2 separate regions of the Homo sapiens genome follow, and region 2 is linked to region 1. The links are chromatin loops, found by intact Hi-C in ENCODE. Cell type or tissue: PC-3. All regions are shown on one strand. Region 1 has its middle 17 kb from the start of SNX20. Region 2 overlaps BRD7 (bromodomain containing 7).

Evidence for each region. Hi-C counts contacts between places; a loop is a spot of excess contacts. Peaks named below come from ENCODE experiments on the same cell type or tissue, not always from the same donor. Only the 100,000 strongest peaks of a DNase experiment are listed, where the experiment ranks them.
Region 2: it touches region 1 in a loop (20-fold over the local background); 18 of 110 quality-filtered maps call a loop at or near these places.

Annotation. Positions count from the first base shown.
Region 1 is chr16:50,660,802-50,668,801 of GRCh38, reverse strand. It overlaps a transcript of SNX20 not described here. Among named protein-coding and RNA genes, the nearest start is that of SNX20, 17 kb to the left of the region's middle. RefSeq lists enhancers at 1,501-2,020, 3,085-3,586 and a silencer at 3,160-3,249. In PC-3, a CTCF peak has its summit at 3,253 (motif pointing right); no DNase peak of the experiment used is centred here; H3K4me3 peaks cover 818 bases.
Region 2 is chr16:50,324,164-50,332,163 of GRCh38, reverse strand. BRD7 (bromodomain containing 7) reads left to right here. Exons shown (of 17, transcript NM_013263.5): 9 at 3,420-3,495; 10 at 5,773-5,880; 11 at 6,281-6,416. Among named protein-coding and RNA genes, the nearest start is that of MIR6771, 36 kb to the right of the region's middle. RefSeq lists an enhancer at 4,755-4,804. In PC-3, a CTCF peak has its summit at 4,937 (motif pointing left); no DNase peak of the experiment used is centred here.

The DNA.
Region 1 (8,000 bases):
GGCAAAACCAGTTCCACCTGCTGGTAGGGGTAGGTTGGCTCCCAACACATCCCCAGCAGGCCTCTCTTGGGCTCAAAAGCCAAGCTGTGCCCAGCCACGTCTCCAAATGCTTCCTGGCCCCCATGCAGCAACTGCATTTAGCTGCCTTCCCAGAATTTCCTGCATGCTCACACAGCCCTTCCCTCTGGGGCCCAACAATGCCACAGCCTGTTCTATCAATCACCAGCTGTTTTCCTTTGAGCAGTCTCCTTTTACTTATGCACATTTACTTGAAAAAGAAACTTCCTATTACTATCCTAAATGGAAACTCAGAATCACTTGCTATAATTAGAAAGTAGCTACAAAAATAAACACAATGAAACCGATCACTGTTATTACACCCTAACCCGCTTTTACCTGAGACAGGCCCTGAGCCTGAGGCCGCTGGTAGACTTTTGTTAAAAGAGAGAGAGACAGAGACAGAGAAATAAGCATTAGAGACCTGCAATCACCAAGCTGAGACTTCTCTTTGATTTACTCAGAAGGACTGGAAAATGTTGTCCTGCAAAAGGAGGTAAGTTTCTCACCACGTAGCGCTGATCATCCCGTGTTGCCCGTGCGTTGCTGCAGACCATCTGGGGTCTTGCCCAAGCACCCTGGAGACTTTGCTCCCTGGTTTCCTGGTCACCAACTCGAGTGTTCAGCCCTGTGTGCTCTCCAGCTCCTAAGTCGTGGGCCTGGTTTCAGCTTTGATTGCCCACTCTTGGCTTTCAACCCGTAGGCTCCGGCTCCTGACGCCACACCCTGATATCAAGACCCTCAGATGGAGCGAGCGTTCTGGGCTGGTCGAAGCCTGAAGCCGCAGTATGTCCTTGAGTGGGTCCCCCCCTACCCATCTAGCTGTTGCCCCCATGGTAAGATCAAGAAAATGCCCTCCCCTCCAAAAGTCCCCACGCCGAGCCCTCATCTGTCAGCTCCCAGGCTCGGCCCCCTCACTAGCTCCAGGCTGGGAGGCACAGTTCAGGGCAGACTGTGGCCCCTCAGCATAGCATGGACTTAGCTCTGCTCTCTAGTGGCTGTCCCCATAGCTAGAACTCTGTTTTGGAGCAGCAAAACTAGTTCCACCTGCTGGTAGGGCTAAGTTGACTCCCAACATGTCCCCAGCGTGTTGGTGTTGGGAACCTTGATCTAGCTGCTCGTTTTCTCAGTAACCAAAGATCCCTGGCACTCCTACGATGTCTCAGGCCTTATCTAGAGCTGGGGATACAGCAGTGACCAGGACAGAACTGGTCCCTGCCTCACGGAAGTGAAGTGTCAGGAGGCCACTCCCAAAGCAAATGGAAGCTGGGACAGAATGATGTCCTCAGCCAGGTGGTCAGGGAAGGCTTCTCAGAGGGGGCGCTGTTCAAAGAATCACAGAGCATACAAAGGAGCTGGCCCTGGGAGCACAGAGAGGGGAGAATTTTAGGCAAAGAGGTAGCAGGAGCACAGCCCTGAGGCAGGAAACTACCCCCCCACCACCCTCGGCATCCTCAGTTCTGGTTTGCACCCAGAAAGGGGGTAGGTCCAGGACACACCCGGACTGATGTGTCACACTGGCTGTGCCAGCTGAGAGAGTGGGCTCCAGGCACCACTAACAGAGAAGCCTTGCAAGGCAGGTCCATGCACCGCCCGCCTCCAGTTACCACTCATTGCAAAGGAAATGAGCTGGGAGCCTGTGTGTGGGCCGTGCAGACCCTTTTGGTTACAAGCCACAAAAACCCAGGTTAATCTGATGAGGAAGGAATTTATTATCTGTAAAGTCCAGGAGCAGGCTAGCTTTACACCAAGCAGGATCCAAGGACCCACACTTGTCACCTCATATCTCTCTCTCTCTCCCACTTTCGCTTTCTCTGTCTCTTCTTAGTTCTGCTTTCCTCCACTGTGCCTTCGCTCTCAGAGAGAGCTCTCCCCTGGCAGTGACAAGATGGCTGCAGCAGCTCCAGCAACCTCAGAGGACTCCCCCATCCAGGGTCCTTGTGAGCTCCTCATCTGTAGGATGTGCAGTAAACACTCACGTGTCCTTTCCTGAGGAGCCCAGTGGCTGGGGTGGGGGCTGAGGGGCAGCCCCTATGCCCTCACAGTGCAGCAACCTTGGTTAGCTCACCCATCAGGGCAGACTTGGGCAGAAATCATGTCTTGGCATATTGTTTTGTAATCTGCTTTTTAAATTGTCACTATATATTATGAGCATTTCCCTATAATATACAATATTCTTCCACATTATGTTTAATGGTTTCATTGTATTCTAATGCATATTCTATAGTTATTTTAACCACCCCACAATGTTGCAAAATGTCCTTATTTGGGACAACACTGCTGCAAACACTTTGACCCATATGTCCTTTTTGTGTGCACTCTTATGGCAACTTCTAACGGTGGCATTTCTGAATCATAGACACTTTTTTGACTTCTACATATTTTATTTTTTTAGTTGACAAAAACTGTATTTATGAATCATAAACACTTAATGATTTTGCTATTACTTAATTTTTCTTTCTTCAGAAAGGCTGTATTCACTCCTCCCCCAGCTAAGTGTGAGAGAGGCCCTTGAACTTTGCATAACAGTGGCTGTCGGCATTTTAAATTTTTTTTTTTTTAGATGGAGTCTTGCTCTGTGGCCAGGCTGGAGTGCGGTGGCACGATCTTGGCTCACTGCAACTTCTGCCTCCTGGGTTCAACTGATTCTCCTGCCTCAGCCTCCCAAGCAGCTGAGATTACAGGCGCCCGCCACCACGCCTGGCTAATTTTTGTATTTTTAGTAGAGACAGGGGTTTTACCATGTTGGCCAGGCTGGTCTCGAACTCCTGACATTGTGATCCACTCACCTCGGCCTCCCAAAGTGATGGGATTACAGCTATGAGCCACCGCTCCTGGCCTTTAAACTATTTTTTTCTTTTTGAGACAGAGTCTCGTTCTTGTCTCCCAGCCTGGAGTGCAGTGGCGTGATATAGGCTCACTGCAAACTCCGCCTCCTGGGTTCAAGCGATTCTCCTGTCTCAGCCTCCTGAGTAGCTGGGATTACAGGCGCCCGCCACCACGCCCGGCTAATTTTTGTACTTTTTTTAGTAGAGACGGGGTTTCGCCATGTTGGCCAGGCTGGTCTCGAATTCCTGACCTCAGGTGATCTAAGCTATTTTTACTGGTTTAATCTTATTCCCTTTCCACGGGGCAGGTCTGGAGAGACCGAGAGGATCTGATCCTGCAATTTAAAAAGTAGACAGCAGATGGCGCTGCCGCCTCGGCGGCTCCGAACGCATCGCCGCGGTGCGGGCGGAAAAAGCTGAAACAGCTGGGAAACCGAAACTTTCTCCAGGCTTCTGAAAGCCCTTAGACGGGATTTGAAATCATGCTGGAAAGAGCTTTGCTGCCTCTATAACCTCTCCCCAGCAAGTGTTTTGATGGGGGGTCCCCGGGCGACCTCCACTTGGGGTTTGGGACCTCACTCCCTTTCTGCCCCTCCATCCTCTTCCCTCAGCCCAGAAGCCCCAAAAGGCGGAGGCCACCGCCCTCCACTTCCCGCAAGCGGAATCCGCAGGGTTTCACAAGAGAGGGCGCTGCAAATAGCCAGTATCAGCGCCCCCAGGAGCAGGATCGGCCATGGCTTCCGAGAACGGGCCTAACTGCGCCTCTCTCGGTCTGGGGGGAGAGGCCCTTCCCCAGTAAGGCCCGCGCCACGTCGCTTTCCAGGGGGAGAGATTGAATAACCTGCTCCTCCCAGATCCCATCTCCCACCTTTTCAGGACCCAGATGGCGTGGGGGACTCCCCACCCATCTGCCTACTGAACTGGGGGAGTGAGAAGAGGACTCCCAGAGGACACCACTAGTGACCTTTTAATTCACCAGTAGACACACAAGGCTATAGAGACTGTGAGTAATGTGGGTTGGATAAATAAGTATAAGAAAGGAAAATGGAAGGAGGCTGGGAGGAAAAGAAAAGAGAAATGACGTTCCCTGCTTGTTAGAGTATAAATGGTACAACCACTTAAGAAAACCATTTGGCACCATTCCTCAAAGCTGAACGTAAACTGTCCTGTAAGTACCCAGCAATGCCGCCCTTAGGAATATACCCTATAGACAGATAGGCAAGCATGCTCACCAAAAGACATGTACCACAACTGCACAGCAGGAACAGCTCCTGATACTGTCCCCCAGCTGGAAACAACCCAAGTGTCTGCGAACCATAAAACAGAGAAGGGACTTGGGGTATTCTTATGTGGAACATGAGGCAGTTATGAAACAAGCTATGCTTGGACACAAGGAAGTGGATGAACCTCACAAGAGACTGCATGAAAGAAGCCAGACACAGACGGATGCAGCCTGTGTGGTTCCATTTCCTGAAGGCCAAGGGCAGGTCGGACTCAACCAGAGGGCTGAAGCATGCTTGCTTAGATGGCAAAACTCCTGTACTAGGGTTCTCCGGAGAAAAAGAACCAAGAGCAGAGATAGATATGGATATGGACATATAGTATATGTCTATATATTTGCATATAATGAGATTTAGTATAAGCGATGAGCTCCTAGAATTATGGCGGCTGAGAAGTCCCAGCATCTGCCATCTGCAAGCTGGAGACCCAGGAAGGCCGGTGGTGCAGTTTGAAGGCCTGAGAGCCAGCGAGCTGACAGTGTAGACTCTAGTCCAGGTCTGCAGGCCTGGGAACCAAGAATGCTAAGAGCAGGAGATCCAGGCTCCAGCTTGGCGATCAGAGAGGAGGCAAATCCAACGGTCCTCTGCCTTTTTTGTTCCGAACAGGCCTTCAGTGAGTTGGAAGATGCCCGTTCACATGGGGGAAGACCGTCTGTCACACTCAGGGCATCAACTCCAATGCTAATCTATCCTAGCAGACATACCCAGAAATAATGTTTAAGCAGACATCCGGGCATCCCATGGCCCGGTTAAGCTGACATAAAATTAACCATCACAACTCCTGAAATTAAAAAAAGCAGAAAGGGTTACTATAAAAGTTGAGATGGTGGTTATCACTTCGAGGGGGTGAGGAGGTTTTGACTGGGATGGGGACAGTGAGGAGTCTCAGTTCTTACTCTAGGGTGATGGTTGTAAAAGTATTTGCTTAGTAATAATTTGTTAAGCTGTACACTTTTATGCACTTTTCTCCGTGTGTTCTATTTCACAATAAGAATATCTTAATAGGCTGGGTGCAGCAACTCACACCTGTAATCCCGGCACTTTGGGTGGCTGAGGTGAGAGGATCACTTGAGGCCAGGAGTTTGAGACCAGCCTGGCCAACATAGTGAGACCCTGTCTCTACAAAAAGAAATTAAAATTTAAAAATGTTAAAATTGGCCGAGTGCGGAGGCTCATGCCTGTAATCCCAGCACTTTGGGAGGCCGAGGCGGACGGATCACCTAAAGTCAGGAGTTTGAGACCAGCCAGGCCAACATGGTGAAACCCTGCCTCTACTAAAAATACAAAAATTAGCTGGGTGTAGTGGTGGGAGCCTGTAATCCCAGCTACCTGAGAGGCTGAAGCAGGAGAATTTCTTGAACTCAGGAGGCAGAGGTTGCAGTGAGTCGAGATCGTGCCAAGGCCCTGCAGCCTGGGCAACAGAGTGAGATTCTGTCTCAAAAAAACAAAAAACAAACCAAAAAACAACAGAAAACAAAAACAAAATGTTAAAATTTAAAAATATAAATATGTTAATAAAAGAATAAATTGGGGCAGCAAATATAAAGTCAATATTTATTAGGCACCAAGTATGATAGCAGTCAGACAGAGCTAGAGTTTGAGCCTGAGGCGAGCACAGTGTTCTGACCCCAAAGCCCCAGATTCCCTAAGGAAAGAATCAGGAATAGCAACCAGCTAGGGGGCCAAAAGTTCCTCACAGGCACCTCCTTAACATACTAGTGTGTGGTGAATTGCAGGGATGGCCTGGGTCTTCATCCCTCGTCTCCATGCCATTTGCCACACACATTTGCAGTTCTTGTCACTAAACAAGCACGGTTAATTTCCCTCCCCTTTGAGTCCGGGCTGTCCTGGACACTGGCTTCGGCCCATGTCATGTGGCAGAAGGGACAGTGTGCCAGCTCCAAGCCTTGGCCTCAAGAGACCTCGTGCATTTCACTTGCCCCCTTGAGCTTCTGTTGTTGTCATGAGAAGAAAATGCCCAGGGTATCCGGCTGGAGACACAGGATGAGGTGACACATGGATCTGAGCCAAGGGCAGCTGAGATCCGTTGACGCCAGCCCACTCCGACATGTGGGTGAACTCAGCCAAGATCAGCCAATTCTCAGCCATGTGTTTTGTGAACTCAAATCAGATGTTATTGTTGTTTTGGGGCTGTTTGTTATGTAGGAATAGCTAGCTGATACATTGTCTGTAGACAGTAGTGAGATCTGGGGATGTGTTGGCACAGGGTTCCTGAAAGGACCTGTCTGGGATAGGAAGTGATCAGCACCAGTCCATCCAATGCTCCTGCCTTCCCTGGATTCGCTCTGAGACTCCAAGCAGCCTCCACATAAATATAGCCACCAATTACCCATGCCTTGTATGTGGAGGGCACTCATGCCAGGCCCTGGCTTAGTACCTTATGAACTTGGCCCACTTAACCCTTACAGTGGCCCTATGAGGTAGGCCTTATTACTGCCCCCATTTTAAGGTGAAAGGACTGAAAACAAGAGCTTAGCCCACAGTCACATGGCTTGTAAGAGACAGAGCTGGGATCTGACTTCAGAGCCTGTGCTTTACCCACTGTGCCACCCTGCCCACCCATCCCAGCCTGCTCTCCTTGAAGCCTCTTCCCCAGCCTTGGGATGCCAAGCCTCTGGGCTCTCAAAAGAGCGCCACCTCGTCCCCATGCTTGCTTTCTCCTCTCTCCCAGGGTCCCCCAGGGCCCCAGCATGAAGATCGTGCTCAGCAGCATCATGCCCCAGAAGATGAAGGCTCCTGTGGATAAACATGAGGCCACTCTCCAGGAAGCAGTCAGCAGAAAGAACACTTAATGACAACCTCTAAACAGGACGAAGGCTGTTGGAAGAACATTTGTCATTCTGATGGAGAATCTTGGGATATTTGGGTTGGAAGGGATTACAGAGCTGCTGCAGTGCAAGGTACAGACTTTTTTTTAAGCCACAGAGTCTTTTCTTCAAATGGAATTTGATACAGAAACTCAACATGTAAAAGAGGCCAAAGCCAAGTTTTTCTAGCTGGGAAGCAAGGGAGCTCTGCCTTAGGCCTATCGAGGGCACCCCTAGGCTTTGATGGAGCACCATTTGGGAGCCACTGGGATGGTTTTGCTGATGGAAAAAGAGCCTCAGAGCCACAGAAGGAATGAGTAGAAGAGCAAAGACTTGAACTCAGCTCTCCTACCTCTTGCCTCTAGGGTTGTTTTCCTATTCCAAGTGTTTAGAAACAAAAGCATGCACCCCAAAAGAAAGGTGTAAACCTGATTTCTTTTTTAAACATGAATTTTTCAAAATGACGCATGTGGAGGCCAGGTACCATGGCTCATGTCTGTAATTTCCAGCACTTTGGGAAGCTGAGGTGGGAGGATCCCTGGAGGTCAGGAATTCAAGACCAGCCTGGGCAACATAGTGAGATGCCATCTCTACAAAAAATTAAAAAATTAGCTGGGCATGGTGATGCATGCCTATAGTCCCAGATAATTGGGAGGCTGAGGTGGGAGGATCACTTGAGCCCAGGAGTTCGAGGCTGCAGTGAGCTATGATTGTGCCACTGCACTGCAGCCTGGGTGACAAAGCAAGACCCTGTCTCAAAAAAAAAAAGTCTTGGAGTCATTGGGATGAAATCATCCAGTCATGAGATTTCAGGACCCCACTTCTATACAGCATCACCATGTTTAGCAGGAGGGTCCACTGAGACCCTTGGCTGTTTTCCTTGGGGGTCATCTCTCATGACTCCTCTCCCTGCACCTCACTGCACAGCCCTTGTGTAGCAGGCTTTCGGCAGAGCAGCCCTCGCCAAGACAGATTTTCCCCTGTGTCTTTGCAGCCTCTTTACTCCG
Region 2 (8,000 bases), 340 kb after region 1:
CAGAAGCTCTGTAGTTTAATTAGGTCCCACTTGTGAATTTTTGTTTTTGTCACTTTTGCTTTTGAGAACATAGAAAATTCTTTGCCGAGGCCCATGTCCAGAAGAGTATTTCCAAGGTTTTATTCTAGGATTTTTATAATTTGAGGTCGTACATTTAAGTGTTTAATCCATTTGGAGTTAATGTTTGTATATTGTGAGAGATAGGAGTTCAGTTTCATTCTTCTGCACATGGTTAGCCAGTTTTCTTAGCGCCATTTATTGAGTGGTCTTTCTACTTTGTTTATTTTTGTCGACTTTGTCAAAGATCAGTCGGTTGTATGTATGTGGCTTTATTTCTGGGTTCTCTATTCTGTTCCATTGGTCTGTGAGTTATTTTGTTTATTTTTATCAGTATCATGCTGTTTTGGTTATTGTAGCCTTGTAGTTTTATGGGAGCTTTTGTTTGGTTTGGTTTGATTTTGAGACAGGGTGTCACTCTGTCGCCCAGGCTGGAGTGTGCAGTGGCACAATCTTGGCTCACTACAGCCTCCACCTTGGGAGCTCAAGCAATTCTCCTGCCTCAGCCTTCCAAGTGGCTGAAAGTACAGGTGCGTGACACCATGTCCGGCTAATTTTTGTATTTTTTGTAGAAATGAGGTTTCACCATATTGCCCAGGCAGGTCTCAAACTCCTGAACTCAAGCAATCCACCCAACTCAGCCTCCCAAAGTGCTAGGATTACAGACATGAGCCACCGTGCCCAGCCTGTAGTATAGTTTGAAATTGGGTAATGTGATGCCTCTGACTTTGTTCTTTTTGCTTAGAATTGCTTTGGCACTTCAGGCTCCTTTTTGGTTCCATGTGAATTTTAGAATAGTTTTTTCTGAATCTGTGAAGAATGATGTTGGGAATTTGATAGGAATAGCATTGAATCTGTAGATTGCTTTAGACAGTATGGACGTTTTAACAATATTGATTATTCCATGAGCATGGGATGTTTTTCCATTTGTGTCATATATGATTTCTTTCAGCAGTGTTTTTTAGTTCTTCTAGAGATCTTTCACCTCTTTACATATATTCTTAGGTATTTTATTTTTTCTGTGGCTGTTGTGAATAGGATTGCATTCTTGAATTGGTGCTCAGCTTGAACATTATTGGTTTATAGAAATGCTACTGATTTTTGTAAATTGATATTGTATCTTTACCAAAAATACATTTTTCTTTATATACTATGTATATAGAATTGTTTCTCTTATATCTAGTAATTTTAATAACATATTAACTATTTTAACTTTTAGTAACCCTAATTTCAAGTGAAAACCCTAAGATTACTTAATATAACATGACTTTAAGATTTAAAATTACTGAAGAGAATTTTGAAACTAGTTTTATTTACCAAGGATTACTAAAGTTGTGTGAACTAAAGGGCATTTGAGCGAAATTCTGTTTTTTTTAAATAAAATAATTGATTTAAGCACTTACTTTTCTTTGGTCAGTTGATTAGAGCTCTTTCGTATATTTTGGTAGTGATACATCACATACACATGACACATATATAGACATACAAACACACAGAAGCAGATCTTGTAGATTTATAAGATTCTTCATTTGCCAGTTTTCACTTTCTCTCCCCCTCTTAGACTATCAGTCATTTCCAAAGTCATAACAAAGTAGACGAAACAAGGTAGAAAATTTACATCTCAGAGGCACAGAAGCTATACCTAAACACCATTACCTGAAAACAAGTTGATTGCCAGAAGGAGGTTGCAGTGAGCCAAGATTGCACCTCTGCACTCTAGCCTGGGCAACAGAGCGAGACTCTGTCTCAAAAAAAAAAAAAAAAAAAAAGTGTCCTCTTTTCAACTTAACTTGTTTCCTTATTAGATTACTGGTTTCAAGAGGGAGCCCTTTAAGGAACAGGGCCAAGAAAGCATGCAGTTTTTAGGGCCTAATACTTACTGGAAGGCAGGTTTTAGATCACCCCAAATCACTGAATCCTGGGTCCCCAGAAAGCTGAAGAGATCAGGTAATACAATACAGAAAAGAGCAGAGTTTTAGATCTGAGAGGAATCTGTCTGCTTACAACTCTTGGTATTCTGTGAGGAAAAACAGAGATTCTTCCCAAAAAGAGGAGTCTTTGATGCCTTTTCTGTTTACTCAAGAGATCACAAGCTGCCAGAAATTCCTTTAGGTCCCTAATATGGTATCGAGGGTGGCAAGAGGAAGGGGGGACAGCCAAACAGAACTCAGTTGACTGAGACATTTTACAGAGCCATTACAGCGGCGTTAAAACAGTAGACATATGTGTGTATATGTATAGCCCAAATAGCAGTTTTAACTGAGCCGACATTTGAATATAGAGCTCTTTTTTAAAAAATATTTTTCCTAATTGTAATTCCTACTCAGGTTGTTTTACTTTTGCTTCTGCTGCTAGCTGGGCTCCTGTTGCCAAACAAGCAGCCCACAAAAGTGGCCATCTTGCTGCAGTGGCTGCCGGCTGCCCTTCCTGACCACAGTGCGATGGATGGCTCTCAGCCGACAATCACTCCAAATACACTAGTGTTTTCAGGGCGTCCTTGTACTCACGCACAGGCATCTAAAACATGAGCCATACCACTCAACGAGGAAGTGGCTGCCACCTGGGATTTCCTCCACGGATGCTTCCTTCCCTTTGCCCATTTCTTGGTCCCTCCACTCCTGACTAGCTCACCACATGTTCCAGCTTAAATGTTTCCAGAAAGAAACATTTAACAGGGACTTAGGAACAGAAGCCATGTCTTGGGTGGCAGTGAGATGGTGGGTCCCTGTCACGTTGGTTTTAAAGCCAAGTAGGTGTATACATGCCTTTAAGCAAGCCACTGCCCTCACCTGGTCCATAGTAGCCTTTTTTGATAGACTGGGGAGGACTAGGTGGCCTTAAGGACCCACAGAGCTCTTAGAATTCTGAGATTTTCTTCACCTCCATTTCTCTAGCCCATCATCCCCTGTGTGAAAGTCAGTATCTTGAGTTTAATGATTAGCCACCTGTAATATTAGTTTGGTTAAAATAAGCCTTTGTGGTTTGCTGCATATATGAATATGGTACAGGCTGAGCATCCCTAATCCAGAAATTCGAAATCTGAAATTCTCCAAAATCTGAAATTTTTTGAGCTCCGACATGATGACATAAGTGGAAACTTCCACACCTGACCTCATGTGACGGGTGCACAAAATTATTTATTGTATAAAATTATTTTCTGGCTGTATCTGTAAAGTGTATATGAAACATAAATGAATTTTATGTTCCATCCCTAAGATATCTCATTATGTATATGTAAATATTCCAAAATCTGGGAAAATCTGCAATCCACAACACTCTGGTATCAAGCATTTCGGATAAAGGATACTCAGCCTGTTTGTATAAAACACTTCATTCCATCTGAATACTTTGGGTCATTGCAGTGCGAATTTGAAAGAAGAAAACCAGATGGAACAACGACGTTGGGACTTCTCCATCCTGTGGATCCCATTGTAGGAGGTAGGATCAGAGTAAAACTGTGCATGAACTTGATGCTATTTGGCAGAGAACAGTAACCTGGGTTAACATTTTAAAGCAACAAGCTTGAATATTGATCAGTCTGTGTCATTATGCACAAAGGATCTAGCTAGACATCATGTATTTCATGGTAACAGCTAGCCTAACTTTCACTTCATCTTGAAATAGGTACAGTATATCAAGTTTTCCTTAAAATTCAAAGTCCCTGAAATATTTTAAACCCGCCATTAACAAAGCCATAACTTTTAGATAGTAATTCCTAGCCCTGGTTTTAAGAGACTTTAGTATAGACACTCAGTTTAGAGGTATCTCATACACACAGAATATGATATTATAAATTTAACTGTTTATTTCAGGGAATAAAATGAATGTATATGCCACATAGTGCCTTAATAATAATGGAAGGTGTATGCTTAGTGACATCGTATCTTTCACTATAGTCAGTAGAAAGTTTGTAAAGATTGGGAATCTTTAGAACCTCAGTCATATTTTTGTTTTCTCAAATGATGTTTTAATGGAAATCATATAGGTTATATTTTGAAATTCGATGTCACAATTAGAACTTTTTGTCACTGGTCTGAGGAGAGAATCATGTATTGAGATATGCAAATGTGAGAATGTTAATTTATTCAACAAATTTATTTTCATACTGTCATAATGAAAGAAGTAATTGGAAATACGAAAATGAATAATGACAGAATTTTTACCCTTAAGGAAACAGTCTCTGATGTTTATTGTTTGCTGTGAGCAGGGTGCTGTCTTAGGAGCTAGCTGTGTAGTAGAGAACAAAACAGAGAGAGAGGAGTCCCTTTTCCTTGTTCTATGGAGTCGGGGGAAGAGGACTCACATAAAGAGAAGTCTGTCCTTAATCAGTACTATGCAGGTGTGTGTCTATAATGAATAAATACTACAAAGGAAAAGAACAGCTATGATCATAATAGAAGATACCAACCTAGTGTTTGGGGGTCAGGGAAGGCATCCTTAAGGAGATGATGTTTAGGTTGAGTAAGGGATGAGAGAACAGCAGTTGTGAAAACCTTGAAGCAGGGAAGAGCATTTGAAGATGGAAAGAAGGGGACTATGAATGTTCTCTAAAGGAGGAGAACAGTAATAGAAGAAAAGGAGCTAGTGCTGTTTTCAAAACAAAACTCAGTTTCTACTTTGATGCAGACAAGTAGAATTTTATATGATCATAGGTCAAAGAATGCCACAGGATTGAGAACATTGCTCTTTCTACTATAGCTGTGGTGAACATTTGGTGTTAGGAGATGCAGCTAACTGATGTAGGTGACACCTTAAGATCTGCTGCTTTCTGTGAAGCCGAGTGTGGTCTCTGTCCTTGCTCTGGTTTCCTGGGTTTCCAGTTTCTGAGACCTAATCAAATGTGGCCAAAGCTGACTTGGCTCCCCGTGTGCACAGCTCCCTCTGTAGGCCACTTTCATGGTTTAAGGTAGAAGACACCCCTGTTCATCTTCTCAGCTTCATTGTCTGGTACCCGTACCTATTAGGAAACCAAATTCCAGACTGTTGGCTGAGGAGAGAAGATCTGATTTAGATGTTCAGTTGCTTAACAGTGCCTTCACCACACTGGTCACTGATGGCAGTAGCCTCCGTTGAAGGCTGATCATGTGACACAAACTCAGACTCTTCTTCAGGAGAGCAGATGTCCCTCTGTTAGATACTGTGGGAGACCACATCTTCTCCTGCCAGCATCTTTTGCAGTCCCCTCAGGTGCCCATACGTGACATTTCTCTATGTCACGTATTCCCAGCTTCATCACAGGGATTCATTCCTGGCTAATGCCTGTTCTCGTTGCACTAAAAGTATGCCTTTCATAGATACTCATTTATCCTTCATGTGTTAGTAGCCCTTTTGTCTTTAATGCAGGTGTTTTCCCTCAGTCTTTTACTAACCTTTGTACTGGTTAACTTTCATCTTAACATTAAAAGTCCCAGCTTTTAAAAGTTTTTGTGGCTTTTGTTTTTAATAAAAATTAATTTTTTAAGTGAAGTGTACATGATTATAAAGAATTCCAGGAAGCAGGAGAGTGTAATGAACAGGTCTGAGTTTTGGTCCTGGCTATAGTTCTGCCTTTCTGAGCTTTGATTTTCTTATAAAAGTGGATGTAGTAAGCGCTTCCCAGCCTCCTTCACGGTCATGCAGATGACATGCAGTGGTTTGTGCGGAGTCACTCGGCAGAGGGCCCCGTGGGTCATGGCCATGTAGGCCTCCTTCACTGTGCTCTGTTTTATGTTGTAGAGCCAGGCTACTGCCCTGTGAGACTGGGAATGACAACTGGAAGACTTCAGTCTGGAGTGAATACTTTGCAGGGGTTCAAAGAGGATAAAAGGAACAAAGTCACTCCAGGTGAGGCTCCTGCATAGGAGTCATTTTTTCTCTTCTCTGTTTTGGGATATTAGGGAAAGGAAGCACGATTATGCTTTATTCACTAGGTGGGCACCAGTATCTTGGTGGTATTTTTGCAACATTAATTAGCTATTTTATTAACTTCAGAAGAGACTGGAAAATTGGGTATTAGTATTCAAAATGAATTTTGTTCTTTCTTGTTCCTCTCCCTCTCCCTTGTAGGGAAGAATTCACTTGAGTTGTAACTTTACAAGTACCTGTTTGAGAGAAAATATCTTAGATTTGCAAACCAGCCAATGAAGTAGTAAAGTTAGGAGAGAATAAATAATCTTTTGGTAAAACAAAATAGATTGACATGCAAGTTAAAGAATAGTGTTACAGTATTTGATTTTTTCAACAGTGTTATATTTGAATTATGGGCCCTACAGTTCTTATGCACCGCATTATGACTCCACATTTGCAAATATCAGCAAGGATGATTCTGATTTAATCTATTCAACCTATGGGGAAGACTCTGATCTTCCAAGTGATTTCAGGTGAGTTTCCAGTTAATATTCTGATTACATTTGTTTAAAAACATTAAAGTACATACATGATTTGTGGATAGACTGACAAAGCTGGCCGAGTAGTAAAAAAAAATGTGCTCAGTAATTTTTTTTTAAGCTGACAATAATGGATTCATAGTTACTATTATCCTTTAGTGGAGAGAGAGAGCATGTCTCCCTGATAGTAGCATCTGCAGTATTTTAATTTTTAAAAAATATATTTTTAAAGAGACTGTACCTCAGCCAGTACTAAAGTGTAGGAACTTGTTACTTCAAAACGTTGATGTGCCATCTGCTGTCTTATAACATGTTGTGTGTCAGTGAGTTATGGTCCAAACTTGATCAGTTTGGGAACCTACAGTGCATTTTCCCCAAGAAAGGAGGCAGGATAGGATGGCTCTATTCCATAGGCAGCCCACATAAAAGCCTTTTTGACCAATCACATGCCAGGTAGACCATTGCAGTTAAACTCAACCATTCTTTATTGCATGTTTCTGTGGGAAGATCATCTCTGTGTTCCTGTTTAGGATGCTGAGCAGTTTGGATCCCATCAACATAATGAGATCCATCCTGACTTAGCAGGATTCTGGCTCAGGATGGGACACTGAGCTTGGGTTATGGCAGTAGTTTACTGGATATTATTCCTTCTTAGCAGTAGTACCTTGCTAATTTTCATTACATATAAGAAATTAACCCTGTAGATTCACCAGTCCCCTGCTTTTCTCACAAAGAGGGAATCTGTTCACTTTTACATTAGTAAGTGTGGTTTGGTTGTTGTTGTTTTTACAAGGTAGAGGTCCTTAAGTCCGAAGTTGACTGTGGTTTCAGATCAAGCCATTTAATCTTTTAGACCTCACCAGCCTGAATGAATTCTTTCTGGATCATGCATCTATGCATTCCACAAATAGGGATTGCACAGGGGAACAACACTGGCAAAGGCCCATGCCCTCCTGTCAAATGATGACAAGTGCTTTGGAGAAAGGTAAAGCAGCAGAGAAGGAGAGAGTAGTGCTGGGGCTACGAGAGGGATGCACTTTTAAATCGGTCAGATAAGTCTGGTACAAAAGGGAAAGTTGAGCAAAAACTGAAGGAGGTGAGGAAGCAAGCAAGGCTGCTACCTGAAAGAACGTTCCAGGCAGTGCAGGAGCTGTGCAGAGGGCCTGAGTGGGAGCCTTCCCAACATACTTGAGAACAGCAGGAAGAAGCAGAAGAGTGCAGGCACATGGCCAGGGAGGGCGTTGATGAGAGTGGGTCTTTATAAGCACTTGGAATTTCATTCTCAGTGAGATGGAAGTTACTGGTGGATTGCGAGCAGAAGAGTGACCCGGTCCAGATTATGATGTTTAAAGGATCACCCTGGCTACTCTTGGAGAATAGACTGTAGAGAGGCAAGGGCAGAAGTAGGGAGATGAGAAATGGACCGGGGGAGTAGCAGGTGAGGTTCTGGGAAGGGCTCAGTCATCAGCCAGTAGGATTTCTTTACTGATTGAAGTGGGATGTGAGAGAGAGATGCCGAGGCTTACTCCAGGGTTTGCACACTGAGCCTGGAAGACTGCAGTTGCTATTTACCGAGAA